Linked DNA regions of Homo sapiens: all the other regions are linked to region 1. A link is a contact called in ENCODE Hi-C or POLR2A ChIA-PET data. All regions are on one chromosome and are shown on one strand. The core of a region is the stretch at or near the end of the contact, and the rest is flanking DNA. Distances in the headings are between cores, read along the strand shown.

Evidence for each region. Hi-C counts contacts between places; a loop is a spot of excess contacts on that map. ChIA-PET counts read pairs that join two places held with the same protein, here RNA polymerase II (POLR2A). Pooled maps may share reads with other maps.
Region 2: a loop to region 1 is called in a map of HepG2, with 30 times the contacts of the local background. The contact joins the promoter of KLF7 here to the promoter of SGO2 in region 1. A Hi-C loop is called at or near these places in 1 of 168 maps with a recorded cell type or tissue (HepG2) and 4 of 50 pooled maps. POLR2A ChIA-PET finds 5 or more read pairs at or near these places in 1 of 52 experiments (activated T-cell).
Region 3: a map of CD8-positive, alpha-beta T cell shows a loop between it and region 1 (15-fold over the local background). The contact joins the promoter of FASTKD2 here to the promoter of SGO2 in region 1. A Hi-C loop is called at or near these places in 2 of 168 maps with a recorded cell type or tissue (CD8-positive, alpha-beta T cell and naive thymus-derived CD4-positive, alpha-beta T cell) and 4 of 50 pooled maps.

Annotation. Positions count from the first base shown.
Region 1 is chr2:200,524,168-200,527,791 of GRCh38, reverse strand. It overlaps SGO2 (shugoshin 2), which reads right to left and starts at 1,585. Exons shown (of 9, transcript NM_152524.6): 1 at 1,540-1,585. RefSeq lists a silencer at 1,667-1,716.
Region 2 is chr2:207,164,289-207,167,912 of GRCh38, reverse strand. KLF7 (KLF transcription factor 7) reads left to right here and starts at 1,965. Exons shown (of 4, transcript NM_003709.4): 1 at 1,965-2,446. The coding sequence starts at 2,345. MIR7845 (microRNA 7845) reads right to left here and starts at 1,513; the gene lies at 1,415-1,513. RefSeq lists silencers at 454-503, 1,124-1,763 and enhancers at 121-829, 830-1,537, 1,538-2,246, 2,254-2,353, 2,955-3,624.
Region 3 is chr2:206,763,896-206,767,519 of GRCh38, reverse strand. It overlaps FASTKD2 (FAST kinase domains 2), which reads right to left and starts at 1,914. Exons shown (of 12, transcript NM_001136193.2): 1 at 1,773-1,914; 2 at 50-876. The coding sequence starts at 826. It overlaps MDH1B (malate dehydrogenase 1B), which reads left to right and starts at 2,192. Exons shown (of 12, transcript NM_001039845.3): 1 at 2,192-2,270. The coding sequence starts at 2,249. RefSeq lists enhancers at 1,644-2,023, 2,274-2,413.

The DNA of each region.
Region 1 (3,624 bases), core at 336-2,835:
AAATTGTAAGTTCAATGAGGGCATAAACTTTTGTCAAATTTGTTTGCTTCTGTACCTTAGTACAGAAATGTGCCTGCCACATAGCAGCTGCTGGATAAACATTTGTGGAAGAAGTGACTATGAATGAATGGAAGAACTTTCCAATAGAAAAACCGCCCACTCTTGGAATGGGTCTCCTTTGAAAGTGTTAAGCAGATGTTGGGAGGTGTCAAGCAAATAACGGAAAGATGGTTTTAGAAGAAATTTCTGCAATGGGGAATAAGTTGAACCAGAAACCTTTCAAGATTAAGGCTCAACAGTTCTTTTAAACGTTTTGCCAGGAAGAAACTTTAAAATCAAAGATCACTATCTATCTCAAAGACAGTAGAACACAGAAACTCCCCACAAACTGTTGCATCTCACACACCTGAAAGGGATCCTAACATAGAAATCTAGTTCATCTCCCAAAAAATCCAGTCTGGAATATCAAATCTCACTTTACTAATTAGGAAACCACAGCTGGACTGCCCTCCCCAATAAGCTGGTTCTGACACAATTCCTTAATTTAATAAACGACACTGTCAATCGCCTATTCAAATCCTCATGCCAGAAATCTGGGAGTGTTCCTTGACACTGCCCTGCAACCCCCTACATCAATGACCTCACCAAGGGAAACTTTAGGAGCCAGAACCAGGCATTTGGGGTACTGTTCCAGGGTGATTTACCATATAGACACTGAGACATTATGATAGTGATTACAACTGTGTTGGAGCTCCAGTTCCAACGTTTCATAGCTATGTGATCTCAACACCTCTTCGTCTCAATTTCCAGATTTATAAAACCATAAAAAATAAGGGCATCTCCTTGTAGGGACTAAATGAGCCAATGTATGTACAGTGTCTAGTACGGGACCTGGTAAACTATCAGCACTCAATACCAGCACTCTGTGACACTTGTCCGGCCAGCATCTCGACTATCTCTAAATACGAAATACTCAGTTCCACATCCAATTCTCCTGAATTGGATACCTCATCTAAAAAATCATTGTCCCTATTCTCTACTGAAATCCTACCTGTACATCAAGCAGCTCAAGTTCTAAGTTCCAAGTTCTCCCTAGTCTTCCATCACCCCTTCGCCTTCAGCCAGCCTCTCCAAACGAGAGGGCTCCTTCGAGAACTTTGGCACGCAGTCCCTAACATTCATTCCGCAGACACGTACTGAGCGCTCACAATGCCCTAGAAACTGTTCAAGGGAGTAGAGCAGTCCCAGAGACAGAAATATCTTCCCTTAAGTAGCTGACCTAACTGGTGGCTCTCCCCGCTCGCCCTGCCGGACGCTCAAATCTCAGAAACAAGAGGCAGCGACTCAAAGCCAAAACAGGACTCCGTCAACGAACCCCTCGTAGCCGGAGAGGGGCCGCCGTCCCGGATCCCGGAGGACAGAGGGCGGAAGACGAGCCGGAGACCGAGGCGGACAGCGCCTAGAGAACCGACTCAAGAACGACACCGATCCCGACAGGGAGAGGGCGGTCACGTCAACTGCCGCAGGCCACTAACTTACCTCTCTTTCAGCGTGGGGCACCCCCACCCAGCTCCGGGAGCTCGGCGAGCAGCAGCGGCTGCGGCTTGGGTTTAAACGCCACAGCCGTTGGCGGTTGCCCCATCAGCCAATCGGGTCCTGCGAAGATGGAGCAAGGGAGGGCGGTTACTAGGAAGTGAAAGGCGGAAAGGGCGGGACGCCGCTGCTAGGGCAGGAAGGGGCGTGCCCAGGCGAGCCGGGGGCGGCACAGTCTGCGTGACAGGGGTGCTCTTCCGCCCTGTGTTGGTGGCGGTCCGCTGTCTCCTGAAGCGTTGATGGAAAAGGAAACTCTCCTCTGACATTCATTATCAATCACATGTCTGAAAGGCTTGACAGCCACCTCAAGTCTGTTAGAAGGTTTATGTTGTTTACTGGGATACTACCCACCCACATCTTACCATTTCTTCTGCATCCTTGCATTTCCAAGTGTGACGCCAGCACATTTAGTTTTCACTTAAAAGCTCTCCCCGTTTTTCTTTTAACTTTCTGGGGGAAAAGCAGCAATGACATTTCGTTGCAAACCCCGGATCTCATTAATATTTAGGTCTTGCACTAATGGTCTGTTTTAGCTGAATATACAAGAATGACGTTTTCCATTATACACAACTACATTTTAAAAATGTATTATTCACCTTATATTCCATGTCAATTCGCTTATTTTTCGCAAATTACTTTCATAATTTTTACAAAGAATTTGGAGAAACTACAAAGAATAAAATTTCCTCTTTGTATGCCATTGGACTGAAAATGAAAATAGCTTGTTAAATCAAGGTTCCAATAATTGATGATACAGTAATGCAGTCAGCTTCATATTCTTGTCAATTTTTTGTTCATTCGAAGACATTTGAGAATTACAGCTTTCCATTTTTACTTTAAAGAATCTAGACAAATGATGCAAAACATGCTTTTGAGTTAAGATCTTTTAGTCTAATATAAATCACGATCAGTCTCCAAACAGATCTGGTTACATGAATCTTGTGTAAGTAGAAAAGTATTTACTGATTGTCCAGCTGCTAAAATTCCAGAAGACAGTGGTTTACAAAGTAATATACTGGTTATAGAAATTTATGCTTACCTAGGAGTTAACTAGCACTATATCTTGTTTACCCAGCCTGACACATTAAATGCTCAATGTATGTTATATGTTTTTTTAAATGAACCTTGTAGTGACTGTGCCATTTAATGGTTATTTAATCTTGGCCAAACTACTTAATCTCTCTGGGCTTCTGTTTCCTTATTTGTAAAATGGAGTTAAACAGCATCCCATATATTTTTATGATGGTTTCAATCAATGGGCCCTTTTGTTCAAATACATTAATATTGCTCTCTTCCCAATGGACACATTTTGTAGTTACAGCTTCAAAACCAAAACAAATAGAAAAGGGAGACAGGAAAATCAGAGGTAGAAGAGATGCTAAAACATTTATCAAGACATGAATACCAAGACCTCTTTAAAAAAAAAAGTGCTAGCCGGGCGCGGTGGCTCACGCCTGTAATGCCAGCACTTTGGAAGGCCGAGGCGGGCGGATCACGAGGTCAGGAGAGCGAGACCATCCTGGCTAACACAGTGAAACCCCGTCTCTGCTAAAAATACAAAAAATTAGCCGGGCGTGGTGGCGGGCGCCTGTAGTCCCAGCTACTCCGGAGGCTGAGGCAGGAGAATGGCGTGAACCCGGGAGGCGGAGCTTGCAGTGAGCCGAGATCGCGCCACCGCACTCCAGCCTGGGCGACAGAGCAAGACTCCGTCTCAAAAAAAAAAAAAAAAAAAAAAAAAAAAAAAGTGCTACCTTATCTCAGAGCAGTTGAAAGGATTTAACTGCTTTGTAAATTGTAAAACCTCTTGAAAATGTAAATTAGTATCATATACAACCATAAACCTAAAAGTATAATTAGTCGGGTTAAATTTAACGTGATCTCAGCTTGCTTTTTAGTTATTTGCCTTTTGCCTCTTGGTATAATGGATAGAGGCAGGAGCCCTGGATGAGAAGTCTGGAGATGCAGTTATTATAGTTGTGGCTGAGCCATTAGCTGTGTGTTCCTTGTTTCAAGTATTTTATCTGTAAAAGA
Region 2 (3,624 bases), core at 716-3,215, 6.6 Mb before region 1:
CAAGTGGGGAGACAATGATAGCTAATATTTAGTATTCACCTAATAGTGTCAGATACTATGCTAGGTGAGTTACCAAAGATATTTTGACTCTTCATAACAACTAGACAACGCGGATCCCACTATTTCTGTTTCTGAGATGGGTAGATACAAGTTCTGACCCAGTAATTCGCTCAAAGTCGTGCAGCTAGTTAGCTGGCAGCGTCCTTGCACATCTAATTGCAGATGCATCTGCATCTACATTAGAGTAAATGTTCCAATTATACTCATACAATGAATGCTATGAATCTGGCCAACAGAATTCCAGACACTAACAAGTAAATAAATCAGGCTTTCCTCAATCCCAGTAATTCATGTTTAATATTCCTTGGCAAATACTGAATTTCAATCTGTGCTTATTTCATAGAGTAGAATCTTTCAAATGTTGTGTTATCGAGTCCTACATAGTCAAAGGGAGGGGAAAGACAAGGAGGGTGATTAAGGTGAAGCGTTTCTTCCATTACTGGTAGAACGAAGTTTCTCATCTCTTAAGCACCGAATTCTGCAATCATTCCAAAAGTGGAAGCTCAGCTCACAGCGCATTTTGGGGAAGCTTAAACCACACTAACCATTTAAGGTCAAGCAAACAATTGGCCAACCCTAACGTGAATTGTGCAGGGTTTTCATCTCAGATGTAACAGATCTCTCTATGTCTACATCCCAACTCCAGAAAACGAGAAATCGAGTTCCTCCTCTCACCATCGAAGCTCTGCAGACACCTCGCTGGAGACCCCATGGTGAGCCTCATCACGTAAAGGCCCCCTCGCAAGCTGCCGGCTCCAGCTTGCGCCCCACGTCTACCTAGGCTCCCTCTAGCCTCTTTAACGCACAGTCGAGCAACAGGCCCCTTGCAATCAACTCTAGCCGCCGGACTCCCGACCAGGTCTCTCGCTCGGGGTCAGAAGGAGGCGCGGGAGGGAGGGCGGCGGCGGCGGCGCCCGCGGGGCGGGGCGGGGACTGTGCGCAAGCGGGGGGCGGGCGCAGGCCGCGGTCTCGCTCCGCTCCCCTTTGTTCTCTCCCATTGTGTGGCACTTCCTCCTCAGGCGCTTCTTCTCTGCACCCTGGCAGCCCGTGGGGAGTTCGGGAAGGGGCCCTGGATGCCTTTTCTGCTTGTTTTTGAGTACGTGAGGACCTCCCCGGCACCGCCTCGCGCGGGTCCCTGCCCCGTGCCCAGGCGGAGGCGGGGTGGCCACTGTCCTTCCTTCCCGCTCCGCGCCCTCGGCGGCTTCCCCGCGGCCCCCTGCGCCGCGCCCCCTCCAGGAGGCGTCCTGACCCCGCACTCCGGCCTTTCACCTCCCGACCGTCAGCCTCAGGGCCGCCGCGGCGACGCGCGACCCCTTCCCTCTGAGGGGCGCGGGCTCCGGACGCGCCGGGCTCTGCCAGGCATCTAGTGGAGGGTCGGAGGTCGGCGACCAGCCCGAGCCCAGCCGTCCCGGGAGCTGGCGCGAGTGTCGCCACGACCCTCCCTGTCCCTTGCGCTCGCGCTGCCCGGCCGCCGGGCGGCCGCCTCAGCCCCCTTATATAGCCCTCTAAAAATAGCTCGCCTCGCACCGCCTTGTAAGGCAGCAGGGAGATCCGCAGCGTGCCAATCCGCGCCCGCCGCCAGGGCCAAGCCCCGCCCCAGGCTCTGCTCCGGGCTCCCCATTGGTCCTCAGTGACTTCATGAGCCCCCTGTTTACCTTACATGGTCACACGCGGCCTAATGGACGCCCTCCTCGAGATCCCACGGCTGCGCGGAGAACCGAACGGAGGGAGGGAGTTTGGGGAGGGGGAAGAGCAGGAGGAGGAGAAAAGGGAGGGGGAAGACTACAAACTAGCAAGGATGGGGTGGGGGGTGGGGAGGGAAGGGAAGGGGGGGGAAGAGAAGCGATCGCGAGAGAAAAAAATGCAACCTCCCAAAATAAAGAGCAAAGATTGCATTAGGAGCGAACAGCGCTGCAGAAATAGATGGCAGCTTCGTGTCAGTGAGTTTGCATCCCCCTTCCTGATCCACGAGCTGGAGTGATTAGAGCCCTGGAAGGGAATTGTTACTCCCGTGGAGAAGTCCCCTTTTCCTGGCAGTCGTCTGCACTGTACACGCTGGATGCCTCTCTCCATCCACCCCACTCACTCGCTCCTCTCTCACCTCCTCTCTCCCTCTCCTGCATTGATTTTTTTTTTTCCTTTTTAGTTGACTGAAACAAAACAAAACAAAAGGGCCACTGGATGTCTGCCTTCTTGGGGGGTGAGCCAGACAGACTGACAAACAAACAGCCCCAACTGTGTTCGGGGGAGGGTTTCGCCTCCCGTTTTGCCCGGCAGCAGCAGCATGGACGTGTTGGCTAGTTATAGTATATTCCAGGAGCTACAACTTGTCCACGACACCGGCTACTTCTCAGCTTTACCATCCCTGGAGGAGACCTGGCAGCAGGTGAATGATTTAAATTACTTGTGTAAATCGTGTGGTGGCGGCGGAGACGCAGGGGCTGCGTTGGTGTGGGCTCTGGGTTGAAATTTTTGTTTGTTTGTTTGACTTTTTTTTCTTCCTTTTTGGCTGTCTGTTGTTGAAAATGTTTTCTGAAACAGTCATCTGCGCTTACCTCTCCACCCACCCCTAACCTCGTAGAGTGCCGAGCTGAGCAGCCGGTGCGAGCTGCCTGCGTTTCAGTCGCCAACACACATCCCTGCGCACACGTTGTCGGGTTTGCTGTCCCCTATCAGAGACCTGCCGAACTTCTGGGGTTCGGAGGAGCCGGGTGGGAAGGTGGTTTGGGGTGTTAGGAGCGATTGCTGACAGGGACCACGTTCTCGCATGCATGAGCTCTACCCACTTGATACCTGAAATCAGGTTCATCTGTTTCAACTGGTGCTTATGACCATCGGATGGGGGGCGGGGGAGGGTGGGCAGGAGCAAAGCGGAGTGTTTTTCAGTAATTAGCGAGTGTCAATAAAGAATAGGAGCTTGATTTTGAGATTAGAAGGTAGGCAAAAGAGAGAAGAGCCCACTGACAAAAGATACTCAAGGAGGACGGGAAGATGTAGCTGAGGCTGACAATGAATTGTAGGTTTTCCCAGTGTGATCCCTCCAGAAAGAGAACACCCTCTATGCGTGTCCTTGTTTCTCTTTTTTGTTTAGGGTCCTTCTCTAGTTAGGCAGCACAACCTCGGACAAAGGCTGATGTGTGCTTCCATGCCTTTGACTTTGTCTTAGAGGACTAGTTAAGAAACTCCCAGGATGCTGAAGGGCACCGATGCCAAGTTGGCTAGCCGTCCCAGGGAGGATGAAGTGGGGCTGGTGACAAGTTCACTGGGCTTTGTGAAGTGGAATAAAGAAAGTGCTGGTCAGTGGAAAGTGCTGGCTCTGCTGCGGAAACAGTGGTTTTTTTCAGCAGCGATTAGGAGCTGCTGAGGGGACATTCTGCAGGAAAGATGGTGGGTGGGGGCGGGGGGACACGGGTATTTAAAAATTGTACAGTGTGCACCATGGAAAGTCCAAGAAGACAGTCCGGATTTGCACATAGGAAGTGTGAACTTGTACAGTCCGTCCTGGAGAAACCCGCTTGCCCTTGGGGGGAGGGCTGTGAGAGGCTCGGTGTGTGGCTGCTCGTG
Region 3 (3,624 bases), core at 665-3,164, 6.2 Mb before region 1:
AATATTCTAAATCAAGTAAATGCATGTTTAAATCTCCTTTTTATTTTACCTGGGTCACCCTCAGCAAAGTCTGCACCAAAATAGTGTTCTGAGGGATTCCAAGCTTCACTATGGCGTGAAGACTGAACAGTAGGTACTTATACTGCATGATCTTGGCTTCTCTCATCATATGTTCACAGAGCTGATTAAATGCAGGGTGGCTAAACATCAGTCGTTTTTCAAAGCGCTTCTGGTCATCAGACAGTCTTTTGGCAATTGTCCACATTGCTGTGAAATAGTTGCTACTAGGAAATGTGGGCGCTTTTGAAAATGCATCTAACACATCACTCAGGGAATTACATTCCTCAGACAGTTTTCTACTGCTGATACGGTTTGGTTTTGTTTCCTTGGTAAGAACATCTTCATTGGAGACTTCATGATTAAGGTTTACTTTCTTCAATTCATCATCAGATTTATCAACAGGGACAAGAGACTGCTTTGAGTCAAAAAACAGTCTTTTAGCATAAAGTAGTCTTTCAATTCTAAGGGCTGTTAGAGTGCTTATGCCCTTTGTTTGAAAGCCAACATCTGATTTAAAAATGAATGCATCCTGAAAGAGATATCTAATGATATCAGTTGATTGCATTCTGTTATGAAAGTTATTTAAAATGTTCCAGTTTGAATGAACTATTTTTGGTTTGCAAAGTCCCAAACAACATAGCCTCATAGTTCTGCTTGTTGAAACTAATGTACTGAATTGTCTAAGGTTCCAGAAAAAGGAGCCCGCTTTGTTATTCATTTTGCTCTCCACTGAAACACTTCCAAATGGCTTCAAAGTTGTCAACATGAAACCAACGTCACTTCTACTAGTGAAAAAGAACACGTGCTGTCGTTTTCCTGTAGGGGAAGAAGTAATGAAAAGAATAAAAATTAAAACAAAACTTTTACTTAAAGAAATGAAATGCATTTAACAGAAGAGAAAATGGGGAACCTATGGAGCCATTAAACATTTACATAAAACAGTAAAAGTTTTTTTTACCAATGTGGGCTCCCTCCAATCTACCACAATGTGTCCAGTTTCAAAGAAGCCAGGTCACTTTGGAAGTAGTCATTGTATTAATGAGATTTTTCTGGTGCAAAAGCGTTCCATAAAGCTTTCTCTGTAGGAGAGACTTTTGTTGGCATTGTTATGGAAATGTCCTCGGTGAAAATTAGGGGATTAGCATTGATAGATCATTTTCTTTTCTCTTCTCTGTTTTTTTTTTTTTTTTTTTTTTTTTTGAGACAAAGTCTTGCTATGTCCCCCAGGCTAGAGTGCAGTGGCGCGATCTTGGCTCACTGCAACCTCCACCTCCCAGGTTCAAGCAATTCTCCTGTCTCAGCCTCCCAAGTAGCTGGGATTACAGGCGTATGCCACCACGCCCGGCTAATTTTTGTATTTTTTGTAAAGACGGAGTTTCACCATGTTGGCCAGGCTGGTCCTGAACTCCTGACCTCAGGTAATCCACCCGCCTCGGCCTCCCAAGGCGTGAGTCACCGCGCCCGGCTGATAGATCATTTTCAACATGACGATTTAGCAACGGCCGAACCCAGACCATCAAGAATAGGGACCTGGGCAGGTAGAACGGCTCAGTGGAAGAAGCAGAAAACGAAAGCGATGTCTGCACGTGGCCTGCGCTTAAGAGGAAGATCTTATACAACCAGCCAGCCTCACCAGACCCCAGAACCAACTTCAAGAGCCTGTCCTTCCGCAGCTGGGCCGCCCAGCATTAACCCACCTCCTTTAAACTTACTTCCAGGACAACTCGTGAGACTCTTCTCCTCGAAGTAAAAAGTCTAGGATGTGATACGGGCTGCCGCTAAGCCCAAGCTCGTCCTCCACTCACCTTAGAGCACAAGACCGTGACTACGTACAGGAGCAGCCATGACAGCTTCCCCGAGAAGCTGCGCTTCTCACGAGATCTTACGGATTCCCTCAAAGGTCAAAAAGCATATGTTCGCGGCTGTAGCTGAAGGACTTACTTGAAGAAAGTTTACCAAGGAGAATGACTAATTTCCCTGCATACAGGAGTGGGGCTCGGGGATACCACAGAGCTTATAAGGGCGATGTTTGATCGTGTATCGCAACGTAACCCATTCAGGTCCTAACTTTAAACACCTAACCTCTGCTGGGCGCCAGACTTTGTAGTGCGCCTGCGCCTTGCCCTTGGCTGCGTGGTTGCCAGGAAACCGCGAAGCCGCGGTCCCTGCCTCTGAGTCTCTCTCGACCATGGCCAAATTCGTCATCGCGGGTGAGTGATCCCCGCGTCCGCCCGCAGATTGCTCAAAACGCCGACAACAGCTCACCTCCCATGGCCGCTCGGCTTGGCAGCCTCTATACGGACCGCTCCATGCTTTGCTATAGATTTATTCAAAGTTTTTTACTGGACCGTGACGGTGCGCCAAGCATTGTGGGACACTGGGGATGCAATGGAGGGAAACATATCCCTGCCTTAGAGGAGCTTTCAGTCTCATGGGGCACAGAACATGTACTTTTGATACGGTGTGATTAACGCGATGAAGGAGACCTGCACAGGCCTCTGGGAGCGTAGACTCCTAATCTGGGTTTGGGGGATGAGGGAGAGGTGGACACAAGGAACTGGCTGGGGAAGGTATTACAGGAGCTGAGTTGTGAAGGTGTGAGCTGAGGAGGCTATTCCAAATAAAAGCAGAGAGGCAGGAAGCTTCCTGGCCTAACAGAAGATCTGGATATGTGGGGCGTGACAGGACCTGGGGCTACAACAGGAGCAGGAGCCAGGTCCTTGCATTTCATGTAGGTCAAGCAAAGGTGTTTGAACTGTATCCTGAAAGCAATGAGGAATTATAGAAAAATTTTAAGCAGGAGAGTAGTCTTAATGAGTTTGCATTTTAGGAAGCCTGTCTTGGCAGCAACGGAGAGAATGATTGAAAGTGCTGGTTGACAGCAAGGACTCAACTGAGAAGGCTTTTATTACAACAATCCATGGTACCTACCTCCTCTCCTCGTAAAGTTTCTTAAAAGAGTAGACTGCTCTTCCATCTCCAGTTCTGCCTTCCAATCAGTCTTGGAAGAAGGCTTCTACTTCTGCTTCCTGACAGAAACTGCTGTCACCAAAGTCACCACTGACTTTTATAGAAGCTGTTTAGTCTTTGACTTATTTGATCTCTTTGATGCATTGAACACAATTGACATCTACCATCCACAGGAGATTTTTTTTTTTTTTTGAGACAGGCTCTCACTTTGTCACCCAGGCTGGATTGCAGTGGTGCAATCGTGGCTCACAGCAGCTTTGACCTCCTGGGCTCAAGCGATCCTCCCACCTCAGCCTCCCAAGTAGCTGGGACTACAGGCATACACCAGCATGCCCAGCTAATTTTTGTATTTTTGTAGAGATGGGGTTTTGTCATGTTGCCCACGCTGGTCTTGAACTCCTACGCTCAAGTGATTTGCCCACCTTGACCTCCCAAAGTGCCAAGATTACAGGCATGCACCACCACACCTGGCCCAGAAGAATATTTTTGAACACTGACTAACCACATGGTGGGAAGTCAGTGGAAAACACACAGAGAATGTTGCATGTATGACACTGACAGGGCAGGGTTCTATAGGAACGATAGCAGGGACCT